Regions from separate parts of the Homo sapiens genome. Here all the other regions are linked to region 1. Evidence: read pairs that join two places in POLR2A ChIA-PET (ENCODE). Cell type or tissue: K562. All regions are shown on one strand. Links, peaks and the distances in the headings refer to the core of each region. The heading gives the core; the rest is flanking DNA.

What was found. ChIA-PET counts read pairs that join two places held together with the same protein. Peaks named below come from ENCODE experiments on the same cell type or tissue, not always from the same donor. Only the 100,000 strongest peaks of a DNase experiment are listed, where the experiment ranks them.
Region 2: POLR2A ChIA-PET joins it to region 1 with 5 read pairs; 1 of 35 experiments calls an interaction of 5 or more read pairs at or near these places.
Region 3: POLR2A ChIA-PET joins it to region 1 with 7 read pairs; 1 of 35 experiments calls an interaction of 5 or more read pairs at or near these places.

Annotation. Positions count from the first base shown.
Region 1 is chr9:129,021,419-129,026,285 of GRCh38, reverse strand. SH3GLB2 (SH3 domain containing GRB2 like, endophilin B2) reads left to right here. Exons shown (of 11, transcript NM_020145.4): 2 at 3,863-4,004. Among named protein-coding and RNA genes, the nearest start is that of SH3GLB2, 4.5 kb to the left of the region's middle. RefSeq lists enhancers at 1-94, 2,129-2,936, 2,937-3,744. In K562, for the core only: no CTCF peak of the experiment used is centred there; a DNase peak (open chromatin) is centred at 2,625.
Region 2 is chr9:128,141,624-128,145,623 of GRCh38, reverse strand. No RefSeq gene overlaps it. Among named protein-coding and RNA genes, the nearest start is that of LCN2, 5.8 kb to the left of the region's middle. RefSeq lists a cis regulatory region at 3,325-3,498. In K562, for the core only: a CTCF peak has its summit at 1,477 (motif pointing right); a DNase peak (open chromatin) is centred at 1,773.
Region 3 is chr9:129,350,400-129,355,257 of GRCh38, reverse strand. No RefSeq gene overlaps it. Among named protein-coding and RNA genes, the nearest start is that of LINC01503, 16 kb to the right of the region's middle. RefSeq lists enhancers at 1,357-2,156, 2,157-2,958. In K562, for the core only: no CTCF peak of the experiment used is centred there; DNase peaks (open chromatin) are centred at 2,987 and 4,057; H3K4me3 peaks cover 840 bases.

The sequences.
Region 1 (4,867 bases), core at 454-4,453:
ATACATGTGATGGGCTCAGGAACCTCCCAGTCCCTGCAGGTACAAGAAACAACTTTAAGAGCCTCCCCGATCCAGCAAGGAACAAGGCCTTGGCCCTGAGATGAGGATCCAGAGGGCAGGATCCCTTTTGTATGGGTCATTCTGGGATGGTCTCCTGCATGGAGGGCCCCTGAACTGTGCTCAGAAAGTAGGGAGGGGCTCATGATGTTGGTCCAAGTGGCAGGAGCAGCCCAGATAAGGGCACCGAGGCAAGAAAACCTAAGGCAGATTTGGACAAGATGCCAGTGGGGGTGGGAGAGGGCAGGAGGAGTGATAGTACTAATACTATTAGTAGTAATTGCAGTAACAGTAATAGTAGTGGTAGAAGTAATACTTATAAAGTCCAGAGAGGTGGTGGCATCGTCATCATGGAGCTAGGCAGACTGCAGTGGACATGGGATGGATGCCGTCTAGTTTGGGAAAGCCTGGTAGAACTTCTCACCTGGGCAGATGTGGCCTGTAAGGGAGGGCGGGGTGGGGAGTGCTGCTCTGAACCTTGGTAAGGAGGGGAGGTGTTGAGGTGCACATTTAGGGTGATGCCCTTGGTACCATCAGGGTAGCTCCTGAGAGCTGAGGAGGGATGTGAGGGAGGCCTGCCTGCCTGCCTGCCTGCCTGCCTGCCTTCCTTCCTTCCTCCCTTAGTCCCTCTCTCCTTTCTTCTTTCCTTCCTTTTTTTTTTTTGAGACAGAGTCTCATCCTGTCGCCGAGGCTGGAGTGCAGTGGCACAATCTCGGCTCACTGCAACCTCCACCTTTCAGGTTCAAGTGATTCTTCTGCCTCAGCCTCCCGAGTAACTGGGATTATAGGCACCTGCCACCACTCCTGGCTAATTTTTTTTTTGTACTTAGTAGAGACAGGGTTTCACCACGTTGGCCAGGCTGGTCTCAAACTCCTGGGCTCAAGTGATCCTCCTGCCTCGGCCTCCCAAAGTGCTGATATTACAGGTATGAGCCACCATGCCTGGCCTTTTTTTTTTTTTTTTTGAGACGGAGTCACTCTGTCACGCAGGCTGGCGCAGTCTCAGCTCACTGCAGCCTCCGCCTCCCCGGTTCAAGCAATTCTCCTGCCTCAGCCTCCCGAGTAGGTGGGATTACAGGCGCCCACCACCACGTCATGCTAATTCTTGTATTTTTAGTAGAGATGGGGTTTTACTATGTTAGCCAGGCTGGTCTCGAACTCCTGACCTCACGTGATTCACCTGCCTTGGCCTCCCAAAGTGCTGGGATTACAGGCGTGAGCCACCATGCCTGGCTTCCTTGCTGTCTTTTTTTTTTTTTGAGATGGAGTCTCGCTCTGTCACCCAGGCTGGAGTGCAGTGGCGTGATCTCGGCTCACTGCAAGCTCCACCTCCCAGGTTGATGCCATTCTCCTGGCTCAGCCTCCCGAGTAGCTGGGATTACAGGCGCCTGCCACCACGCTTGGCTAATTTTTTGTATTTTTAGTAGAGATGGGGTTTCACCGTGTTAGCCAGGATGGTCTTGATCTCCTGACCTCGTGATCCGCCCACCTCGGCCTCCCAAAGTCTTTCTTTTTTTAAGGCAGGTTCTTGGTCTGTCACCCAGGCTGGAGTGCAGTGACATGATATTGGCTCATTGCAACCTCCGCCTCCTGGGCTCCCACCTCAGCCCCTTGAGTAGCTGGGACTACAGGTGGGTGCCACCACGCCCAGCTAATTTTTTTTTTTTTTTTTGAGACTGAGTCGCACTCTGTGGCCCAGGCTGGAGTGCAGTGGGGCGATGCTCATTGCAAGCTCCGCCTCCCAGGTTCATGCCATTCTCCTGCCTCAGCCTCCCGAGTTACTGGGTCTACACGTGCCCGCCACCACACCCGGCTAATTTTTTGTATTTTTAGTAGAGAAGGGGTTTCACCTTGCTAGCCAGGATGGTCTCGATCTCCTGACCTCGTGATCCGCCTGCCTTGGCCTCCCAAAGTGCTGGGATTATAGGCATAAGCCACCGTGCCGGGCTTTTTTTTTTTTTTTTTTTTTTTTGTAGAGAGGAGGTCTCACGGTTGCCCAGGCTGGTCTTGAACTCCTGGGCTCAATCCATCTGCCCACATCGGCCTTCCAAAGTGCTGGGATTATAGGCATGAGCCACTGCACCTAGCCAAGGCTTTTCATTAATGATGGTGATAATAATACTAGCTAACATGTATCAGCCCCATACTGTGTGCTGGCCAAATAGCCAATGAACTAGATCCTGTTATCTGCATTCTCCAGGCAGGGGCTCTCAGGTCCAGAAGGGAGACTTTGCCTCTTCGAGCCTTGGTTTCCTCATTTGGGAAATGGGGTGAACGCCACCCCCCTCAAAGGACTGGGTGAGGTAATAGAGCCACGAGGAAATCTGAGCCTCTGCTCTGGAAGGTCTCATTTTGGGGAGTGTGACGAGGAAGAGGAGGCAGAGCCAGCCAGGGTGGGGGAGGGAGGCCAGGAGCAGCTGGCCCCAGGCAGGAGCTGAGGCCATACCCCTGGCAGCTGGGCCCTCCCAGCCCTGCAGGGAGAAACCCAAGCTCTGCTACATAATTGATGGCTGCTGAGCTCCTGGTGGCCGCCCAGCCCGCCACCCCCCACCGCAGCTGGAGCCAACTGCAGCCAGGGATGATTCATGGCTGACCGACTCCTGCGTGGCCCTGCCCCTTGCTCAGCCTCAGTGGCAGCATCTGTGAAATGGGAAACAGCCCTCCTTGCATTAGAGGTTGATGAGGTCATGAGGAAACCCTTAGGACAGGGCTGGCCAACAGTGTTTGTTGTTCCTTATCTTACTCCTGCAGGTCTTCACCCTGGCTGTGACCTTGGGCAAGCCCTTTCTCTTAGCTAGAGAAGGCCTTGGTGTCCCCGTTTGGAAAATGGGGACATGTGTTCCAGGGCCCTCTTAGATCAGAGGGGCCAGGACTTGGACCAGTTTCTGGTTGTTCCTAGGTAGCCCCCACGGCTTCTGCCAGCTTTGATGGGGACCCATGCGACATCCGGGCCCTGGGTGTGCCCAGCCGCTGGCTCTGATAGGCTGGCAGTGTTTCCATCTACCCTACCAGGTGGCCAAAGCCAACCGTTTGGCCATCCTCCCTCCCTGCATTCCCCTTCCTTCCCAGACGTCTCTGCACCCATCAGCTCATAGCACCGGTGCCTTACGTGGGGCAGCAGCACTGTAGCCGACCCAGCCTTTATGTCTAACCCACATCTTTCCTCTTTCATCCTCATAACCTATGGGGGAGGTGCTATTATTCCCTTTTTTCAGCTCAGGAAACCAATGCTCAGAGAGGCAGAGCCCCTTGCCCAAAGTCACACATCTTGACAGTGGCAGAACTAAGACTTGAATCAGGTCCTTCTGAACCCCGACCCTGGGTTCTTCCTCTCCCTCCTCTGGCACCCTCTCCCTAGCAGCTCCCAGCTGCCCATGGAGCCCCCTGATAACCCCAGACCCTACTCCCTGCCCTGTTTGTCCCGAGTACTTTCTACCAAGTCCTCTCCTTCAGAGTCAGACTCAAAGGACCCTAGGGCTGGCCTCCCCAGGGTTCCTCACCGCACTAAGCTGTGTGCCAGATTGTATATGAAGGTGCATTTTTGTGGGGAGAGAGTGTAGCTTTCATTGGATTTCCAAAAGAAGCTGTGATTCCCACACTCTGGCCCAGCCACCTCATTTCACAAAGGGGAAAACAGTGAGGCCCTGCCAGGTCACACAGTATCACACTCAGGGCTGGTTCCTTGACCCTGGGGCCTGCCTGGGTTCCTGCTGGTGGGGAGGGGCAGTCCTCCCTTTCCCCACCACTCCCCCACCTCCTTCTGAGCTCTCCCCCTCCCCACCCCTTGGCCTTCCCCTCTGCGTAGTTCACGGAGGAGAAATTTGGCCAGGCTGAGAAGACTGAGCTTGATGCCCACTTTGAAAACCTTCTGGCCCGGGCAGACAGCACCAAGAACTGGACAGAGAAGATCTTGAGGCAGACAGAGGTGCTGCTGCAGCCCAACCCCAGTGAGTGCGTGTTCGTGGGCCCGGGGAGGGATGTAGTCGTGGGGCAGGGATACAGTAGGAGGCCTGGCCCTGTTGTGGCATAGGTGGGGCGGGGCTGCAGCCGGGGTTTCAGCTAGACTCTTGGGCTCAAGGCTGTTGAAGAGGGACAGTTAAAAGAAAATGGGGGACTCTGTGTTGGGCTGCCAGACACTCCAGGGCAGTGGAAACACTGAGTTTTGCACAGAAGAGTTAAAATGCCTGGAAGCTAAAACACACGTGGGAGAAGAGGCAGGCAAAACACACACCTGGTTGGTCACTCTGTTGGTTTTTTTTTTTTTTTTTTTGAGGTGGAGTCTTGCTCTGTCACCCATTCTGGAGTGCAATGGTGCAATCTTGGCTCACTGCAACCCTTGCCTCCTGGGTTCAAGCGATTCTCCTGCCTCAGCCTCCTGAATAGCTGGGACTACAGGCACATGCCACCACGCCCAGCTAATTTTTGTATTTTTAGTAGAGAAGGGGTTTCACCATGTTGGCCAGGCTGGTCTTGAACTCCTGACCTCAAATGATCCACCCGCCTTGGCCTCCCAAAGTGCTGGGATTATAGGCAGGAGCCACCGTGTCCGTCCCAACCTGGTCACTTTCAAGAGGTCAGCAAGGCCCAGAGATGAAGGGACTGCCCGGAGCACACCCAGGCAGGCCCCCAAGGTCAAGCAGAAGCGACCTGCAGGACTTCCGGGGAAAGGAGGGTGGCTCCGGGTCGTGCTGTGTGTCTGCCTGTAAATCTGCTCTGTGGCTCATTGAGGGGCCAGATAACTTTTGGGTGCCAGGAGCAGAGAATTGTGCAAGCATGTATTATGGTCTGTAATCATATTAATAAGGGAGAA
Region 2 (4,000 bases), core at 1-4,000, 880 kb after region 1:
TTGGTCACGGCAGGTCCGGGCTGGGCACCCGACTCTCAAACACCCAGGAACGGGAGGGGCTGTTTAGTGTGAGGAGCTTGCCCTGCCAGGGTCTTGGGCTGAGTCTCCTGTTTCCAGAAACAGTTTTCCAACCCCCATCCTCTCTCATGCCAAGGCTCGCCAAGGGGCCTTGAGGTCCTCCTGCCCCTTCTACCTGACAGGGACCCTGCCCGCCTGTGAAAATCCCCTCCCAACCCTCCCCCAAGTACACCCACTGGATTCCTCCCTCTGGTGAACCCCTGGGGTCCACCAGACAGGGGGAAGCGGGCCCTGCTGCTTGAGGTCTAGGCCCAGGGCCCTTGCTGGTTCCATCCCTTGGTGCCTGGCCCAGGCATGCTGCTTAGATGGGTGCTCTGCCTTTTACTCCAGAGCCTGGACTCCTATGCGGGCAAGAGGGCCCACAATGATCATAGGTGGCAGCGGAGTGGACGTCAAGGCTCTGAGCAGGGTCTAGGGTGGACACAGGCAGCGGCAGGCAGTGGTGGATGCCAGGCTCCCATGGAGCTGGGCCGCAGTCCCTCTGTCATAGGCCTCTGTCCCACATGGTCCTGGTGCTGCTCAAAACCAATGCTCCTCCCAGCTCTGCACCCCTCCTGCCCGGACTGCAGCCCCCAGCACCCCAGGAAAGGGGCATCTCCACTGCGGCCACCCCTGCGTTACCCCACATGCTCCCGTGCTCCCTGCTCTCCAGGTCCTTGGCTGGGCCTCCGCTGGCACCATCAGAGGTGGCTGGGTGAGAGGACCGGTCTGGCTCTCCTGAAAGCTGGTTCTCCCGAGAGCCCAGGACAGTCCAGGAGCGTGCCCAGCCCAGGGGGCAGGGTAATAGGTTCCGGAAGGGTCAAATGAGACCAAATGTCCCTGAAGACATCCCTGGCTTCAGAACCACAACACACAGCCTCCTGCCTGGAGCCCCTCTGGTGCCCTGCGGGGGCTGAGGATGGAACAGGCTGCAGCCTCTATGCCCTCCACTTCATCCCAGTGGTGGATGGACATCGCAGACCCAGCCCCCACTCCTCCTTGGCAGCACGTGTTTATTTCAGCTGAGGGGGTGGGTTCCATGGCTGAGCCTCCCTCTTTGGGGGAGGGGGACATGAACAAGGCTGTGACAGGCAGCGAGGACCAGATCTCGCTCCAAAGGGAAAGCGTGTCCACCTTCAAAAGGAGGGGACAACTTGGACCAGTGCAGAGTTGGGTGAGGGGAAGGGAGGGCAGTGCCAGCGGCAGAGCAGCAGGAGATGCCGAGAACACCCAGAGACCTTGGCCTTCACCTGGCCACTGTCCTTCTCAGCCCGATTCTCAGAGGGCCCAGGTCAGAGGTCTGAGGGGGAAGTGTGAGTTTCTGGGTACAAAGTTTGGTGGCCCAGACCTTGGGCCGGAGGGAGGACCACTCCCTGCCCTGTCCTGTGACTCTCAGAATCACCTGTCAGGAGGGGGAGCCCTCTGCATTGCCATGATGGGCAGGCCCAAGGCTGCAGGGCACAGGTCTGGGTGCCTCTCCCTGGGCCCAGACTCCCTCAGGCCTTGGGTGGGCACTGGCCTCTCCCAGGTCACTGCAGTCCCAAGCGCCCCTCCCTGGGAGCTCAGCCTGGATCTGCCCCAACTGAAGCGTCTCGTGGTTCTCCAGGTTCTGCCTACAATCCGAGGTCCCCCTGTCCTGGGCCACCTCCCCACACCACTGGGTCCCACCTCTTCCTGACACTCTTGGGTCCCCTGTCCTGAACTACCTCCTCCCACACTGCTGGGTTCCCTTGATTCAGGTCCCTTCCTTCCCATACCTCCGGGGCCCCTGGCTTGGCCACCTCTTCCCCACATCCGCAGGCCACACCCTTGGCTTTCTCTCAAGAGTTCACTTTCTTAACAGTGAATTTCCTATTGTTAGCATCTTCTGCAATCTAGAGAAGCTGAGAATTTCCCAAATCATCAAATTACTACAGCAAATTACCACAAAGTTGCAGTGAGCTGTTATCACACCACTGCACTCCAGCCTCAGTGACAGAGCGAGACCCTATCTCAAACAAACAAACAAACAAACAACATCCAAAAGGAATGAGAAAATTCTTGCCCTTCAGGAGAGGAAAAACATCTGGGCCACACCACCACCACCAACAACAAAAAATAGCTTATGTGTCATTTGCCTTTGAGTAATATACATACGTCATTCATTCACCTTAAAAATCAGGCATTAGGTACTGTAACAAATGTGCACCAAGAAAAGAACAGGCATTAGGATGTTAACCATTATGAAATTAAAAAAAATAATAAAGAATAAGATCCTTAATCATTTGCAAATACTTTTTTTTTTTTTTTTTTTTTGAGACGGAGTCTCGCTGTTAGCTAGGCTGCAATGGCGCGATCTTGCCTCACTGCAATCTCCGCTTCCTGGTTCAAGCGATTCTCCCACCTCAGCCTCCCGAGTAGCTGGGACTACAGGTGTGTGCCACCATGCTTGGCTAATTTTTGTATTTTTAGTAGAGATGCACTTTCACCATGTTGGCCAAGCTGGTCTCGAACTCCTGGCCTCAAGTGATCTGCCCACCTCAGCCTCCCAAACAAAGTGCTGGGATTACAGGTATGAGCCACCATGCCCAGCCTTTGAAACCTTTTTCTACATAAAGTTACATTTACATTATTCATTTACATGGATATATTTTGGGGGCCATTTTGCAGCCAGCATAGTCTCCTTGACCCCATAGACCCCTTCTCCCCACACCCCAGATTCCTCTTGTCCTGGGCCACCTGCACTACAGACCTCTTCACAAAGGGACTTGGACTCTTCTCAGGAGGGGACCCGGGTCATGGGCAGCCCCGCCTGTGTAGACAGCTGCAGCTGGGCTGCTCAGAGAGCCCCCAGCCCAGGGCTGAAGAGCTTCAGGGCTCAGCTGTGTCCCAGGCAGGTGCTGGGGCTGGGGGGTGGGAGCCTGGCCCTTCTCCCTCCCACTGTCTCCTTCTCTTCTTTTTTTTTTTTTTTTTTTTTTGAGACTGAGTCTAGCTGTGTTGCCCAGGCTGGAGTGCAATGGCGTGACCTCAGCTCACTGCAACGTCCGCCCAGATTCAAGCAATTCTCGTGCCTCAGCCTTCCTGAGTAGGTGGGATTACAGGTGCATTCCACCACGCCCGGCTAATTTTTGTGTTTTTGGAAGAGCTGGGCATTGTACCATGTTGGCCAGGCTGGTCTCCAACTCCTGACCTCAAGTGATCCTCCTTCCTCCACCTCCCAAAGTGCTGGGATTATAGGCATGAGCCACCGTGCACAGCCTGTCTCCTCCTCTTCCTGCCTCCCCACACCCTGCCTCATCCCCTTCCTGTGTAGCTCAGGGTACATACAGGCACCGAAGTGCACATCCAATGTGTCCCCGCCTACTAAATGTGCTGTGAGCATTACAAGCCACCCAGAGGGCCTTGCCTCCTAAGCAAAGGCCTCAAAGGTCCTTCCTTCCTGACCTGAGTCTCTCTCCTTCTAACTAATTATCCTCACTAGGAGCAGGCACTAGGAGAGAGCCGCTTCTCTGCCTCCTGCCCAAAGAGGGCCATTTCAGAGAACCACAGTAGAGGAGGAGCTGACTGCCAGCCTTGGAGCTTGTGGACTGGGGTCCAACTATTGCCAAGAAAAGTCTAAAGGTGAGGGATGGGCTGGATCTGCTCTTGCTGGTCAGTGGAGAGGAGGCTGCCCAAGGTCTACCACTCCCCAAGGGCAGGCAGGGGTGTCTGGTCTTCCTGTGGCCCAAGCGAACCTTGGGGAAGATCCATTCAAAAGCAATCCTGGCTGAACAGGAGTCTGGAAACTTTGAAGACCTCCTTCTACCAGACAACAGGATCCAGTAAGAAACAGACTCTGAGGCCGGGCATGGTGGCTCATGCTTGTAATCCCAACACTTTGGGAGGCTGAGGCAGGCGGATCACCTGAGGTCAGAAGTTCCAAGACCAGCATGGCCAACATGGTGAAACCCCATCTCTACTAAAA
Region 3 (4,858 bases), core at 859-4,858, 330 kb before region 1:
TGGTGCAGGCAGTGGGTCGTTTGCACTTCAGCTCCCCCAGGACCCAGTGCGCATCCCCCCGAGAGTGGGGGGGTCTCCTGTAGCTTCCCGCTCGCTGCACCTAAGCACAGCATTTGTGACATTGCTGGTGCTCAAGAGAAGTTCGGTGGAAAATAAAACATTCAGAGAATTCTGAACTGTTCCACTTGGAAGCCTTCTCAGAAATTAAAGAACTGAGCCACTGTATTTATGTATTTATTTTGAGACGGAGTTTCACTCTTGTTGCCCAGACTGGAGTGCAATGGCACGATCTCGTCTCACCACAACCCCTGCCTCCCATGTTCAAGCGATTCTCCTGAGTAGCTGGGATTACAGGTGCCCACCACATGCCCGGCTAATTTTTGTATTTTTAGTAAAGACGGGTTTTCTCCATGTTGGTCAGGCTGGTCTCGAACTCCCGACCTCAGGTGGTCTACCCGCCTTGGCCTCCCAAAGTGCTGAGATTACAGGCATGAGCCACTTACCTGGCCAGCCTCTTTATTTTTACTGAGGCCCAGAGAGGTAAAGGGCCTTACCTAAGGTCACACAGCTAGTTCTGGAGCAGAATCCCTGGCCTCAACTCCCTTCCTGGTGCCTGGTCTGACATGGGGCTCCCTGAGTCTCGGGGCCTGGTCCTCACTGACCCCTCTAGTCTTTTCTATGCCTTCCCTTCCCCTAGAGCTGCCTGAGATGCTCCACAGCCTGATCTCTGGGTCTGCTCTGAGACCCTCGTTACCAACAGTGCAGCTGGACCGAGGGGCCTCCCCTGCGTCTCTATTCTTTCCTTTCTCCCCAGTACATGCGGTCAGCCAGGGATGTGGACTGGACACCATAGTGTGCCACACAGAGACGCAAGCCACCCTGCCACCCAGAAGGCCTTGTGGAAGCCCCAGACCAGCAGCAGGGAAAAGCTGGCAGGATGTTGCCAAGTACCCACACTGCCAGTGCAGAAGTGGGGGACAGCCTGACCCATAGAGCCCCAGAGAGTTTGGCTCAAACCCCACCCTTCTTCTCACTAGCTGGGGGACCTTGGGTGTGTTACCTATACTCCCAGCCTCACCTTCCCCATCTGTAAAATGGGAGTAAGAACACGTCCACCAGGGGCAGGTAAGACACGGAGAGCCCGGGCACAGAGCCCAGCATGGGAATGGGCAGAGGCCGCTGGGCGGACCCGACGGGACAGGGCTGCCCTGGGCATCTGAACCAACTCCCCTCCTTCAAGACCCGACAACCCCTCCCCACCACAACTTCCACTCTTTCTTCCTGTCAGTTCCTAGGCTGGTTCGGGTTCTGAACACACTTGGGGGCCCTGGGGCTCTAAGGAGGTGGGGCATAGAACCTAGAACCTTTGGGGAGGGCCACAAAGTTCTGAAAACATCCTTCCCGCAGAGGGCAGGGCAGGCCTTGGGATTGGGGCCCACAGGCCACAGACATGAAATGCCAGTCTATGAAAAGCACGTTTGTAGGCCGGGCACATTGGCTCATGCCTGCAATCCCAGCACTCTGGGAGGCCAAGGCAGTAGGATGGCTTGAGGCCAGGAGTTTGAGACCAGCCTGGGCAACATAGTGAGACCCCTGTCTCTACAAAAAAATAAAAAAGGATGAATTTGTTGTTTGTAGCACAGGGAAATGTGTGTGTGTGTGTGTGTGTGTGTGTGTGTGTGTGTGTGTGTGTGTGATGTGCTTGCCCAGCATAGGAGGCTGGGGACAGTGAGGGAGTAGCCCTGCAGCTGTCCCCAGCCTTGGGAGAGCTCCGCAGGCCGGGCTTGTTCCCTGCATGGGAGGCAGCCAAAGGATCTGGATTTGAGAGCAGGACTGCAGCAGGATTAGAGCTGGGAGCTTCAAACAGAACCGGCCTGGCAGCAGGCCTGGAGCCCGGGCTTAAAGGGGCTGCTGAAATTATAAATAGCCACCTTCCCTGTGACTCCCCAGTCCCTCCTGGAGAGGGCCCTCCCACCAGCCCCTTCATCAGCCTCCACTCCAGCCCCCAGCCCGCTTGGGAGGGAGGGAGGGACAGGGCTGGGAGAGGTGCTGGTTAGAAGGCTGAGCAGACCTGCGTGTTGGTTACAAACAACTGGCTTTGAGTTGCAGGAAGCATCTAGAGACCCTTCCAGCTGCTGACCCTGCAGACGCTGCCTGAGGCCTCCTCCTTCACTAACAAACAACCGCCCCACCCCAGCTCATGTGTCAGGCCTAGGGATGGCTTAAGAGGAGGGGCCGGCACGGGTCTAGCCAAGCAACCCTGCATCCATCTGGCCTCTCCCGGACTCAGTTCCCCACCCCAGGAGGGGAGAGGGACCGGGAGGAGCGATCAAAAGGGCATTTCGGGTTCTCCCACCTGAAGCCAGGACCTGTGCAGGTCGGGCACTGAGCTAGGTGCTGCCAAGGATGGGGACAGCGCAGGCCCCGCTCACAAAAAAAAAACGGCCTGGGCCAGCAGATGCAGCCGAGCTTGTGAAATGGCTGGTGCCCCTCCCCGCTCCATCCCTTCTGTGCCCACCGGCCACTTCCCCTCTCAGCAGCTCCCGTTTCCCATCCGTGAGGTGGAGGGGTGGACAGGGACTACCAGGCCACCAGGAAGGACTGTCAGCCCCGCAGGCAGGTGCTGCCACAGCCCCACTGCGCAGAGGGGACCCCGAGGCTCGGCGCTGTGCAGGGGCTTCCGGGCTTGGGGGCCACACGGCCAGGAAGAGGCCGAGCAGGGATTAGAACTCAGCTCTTTCCACACCCTGAGCGCTCAACCCCAGCCGCTCTGGGGGCCTGTGATTGATGGATTGACCCGCCGATTGATTAACTGATTGGCTGATTACCTGCCCGCCCCTCCTCCGGGCCGGCCTCCCAGGGAGCCCCCTCCCGCCCCCACGGCCCGGTCCACGTGCTTCGGAAGCCTCACCCAGGCGCCCCCAACCCGCGGCCAGGGCGAGGGGGCGGGGCAGGGGCGGGGCTCAACCCAATTCCCGCCCCGCCCCGCCGACCGGCTGTTGCCAGGGAAACGACCCCTCCCCCCATCCCCCGGGAGCCTACGGGGGCTCTTGCCGCCCCCGGACCCTCTGGCGGGAGCTGGGGTCCTCGGGTGTGAGAGACGGGGGGCGCGGGGCAAGTGGGAGGACGCAGATGGAGAGATGGGGGAGACAGCCAGAGAGACAGAAACCCACGGCGGGGGAGACTCAAAAATCGCCCCCGTCCCGCCACAAAGAGAGACAGAGACAGAGACGCACTAGGGGGAGAGACACAGGCGGGAGAGAGGAAGGAGAGGACCTGGGGGAGACAGAGACCGCCCGAGGGGGAAGGGACTGCAGAAGGAAGGCGGGGAGGGGAAGAGGGGCCAGAGTGGGAGCCGGAGAGGAGGGACCTGCGCCCCGAGGGCCCCAGAGAGAAAAGACCAGGGCCAGCAAGGGGGAGCCGGGAGGGGCGAACTTGTAAAAATAAATATTTATAAATTGAGAGTTTCCCAATTCTTTTTGCATTTCCGTAGTAAATTATGTATCTCCTATCTGCTTAGGGAGCCACCAAGGCGGGGGCGGGGGGGTTCTTTTCTGTGCTCCCCTCATCTTCCTCCCCATCCTCCTCCCCTAGCCCTTTCCTCACCCCCTCCACCCCACGCCCTCCCTAGCCTCCTCTTCCCCTCTCATCTCCCTCCCTAATCCTCTCCTCCTGCCCCTTCTCCCCTCCTACCCTCTTCTCCCCTTACCCCAGCCCCCTCTTCCCTTCCTCTTCCGCCCTCTTCTGCCCCCTCTTCCCCCTTCCTTTTCCTCCCCCTTCTCCATCCTCCTAATTCATCCTCTCCCATCCCCCTCCCCCCCTTTCCTCCTCCTGCTTCCCCTCTCCTCCCCCTCCCCAGGTTGGAGCTGGGCACAAGGCAGACAGGAGGGGCCGCCCTCACCCGGAGGTGCCCCCCACCCAGAGGTGACCGGCTCCCCACTCCCAGTACCTTCCCTGCCTTAAATAAGAATAATCACACGAGTCAGCGACTCTAGGATTTAAAAAACGCTGTTGTCGCTGGCAGTTTGGCACCCCCAACCGGGACCACGGAAATCTTCCTCCAGAGGACAGGGGATGCTGGGGTTGCGGGGAAGGCGGGGCTGAAGAGGGGCAGGAGAGGACTGCAGTCCTAGGAAGCCCTGGCCTGGAGGCTGAGGCCACCTCGGCTTCCTAGGGGGCCTGGACTAGCCCCTCAGCTGGCTGAGTCTCGGTTTCCCCCTCTGTGGGATGGGGCCGGGATTGGTTCCCTGCTCTCTAGGGCCAAACTTGCTCTGTTTGGGCATCTTTGCCAGAGTTTGGGAGGTTTCCAGGCCCCTCTGACAGTCCCCACAGCGCCTCAGACACAAAGGAGGAGCTGAGGAAGAAATATACGTATATACATATATATATATACAAGGATGCCGCGGGGGTTCCTAAAACTGGGGCGAGGAGCGGGGGAAAGCGTGCCCCTTCCCTAGTCATAGCCTGTCAGGTCAAGGGGCCACACCCACTAGCAGTCTGTGGCCTGCCTTCAAGGAGCCTCAGTTTCCTTATCTGCAAACTGGGCCCGGTGAGGCCTCCCTCGCCTTGACCAAGGACCAGGATCCTGGCCCCTGCAAACTGCCACGCCCTGTACATAGGATCGCTTGAGCCCAGGAGGTCGAGGCTACAGAGTGAGCTGAGATTGTGCCACTGCACACCAGCCTGGGTGACAGAGGGAGGCCCTGTCTCAAAAAAAAAAAAAGAAAAAAGAATGGCAAGCACCACTGATCAGGTACTGACTGGCACCAGGGGCAGTGCATGGGGCCTGACAGCTCCTCCTATCCTCCCCACACCGGGCTCCGAACCAGGGCCCTACGGTTGCCCCATACAGCAGAGG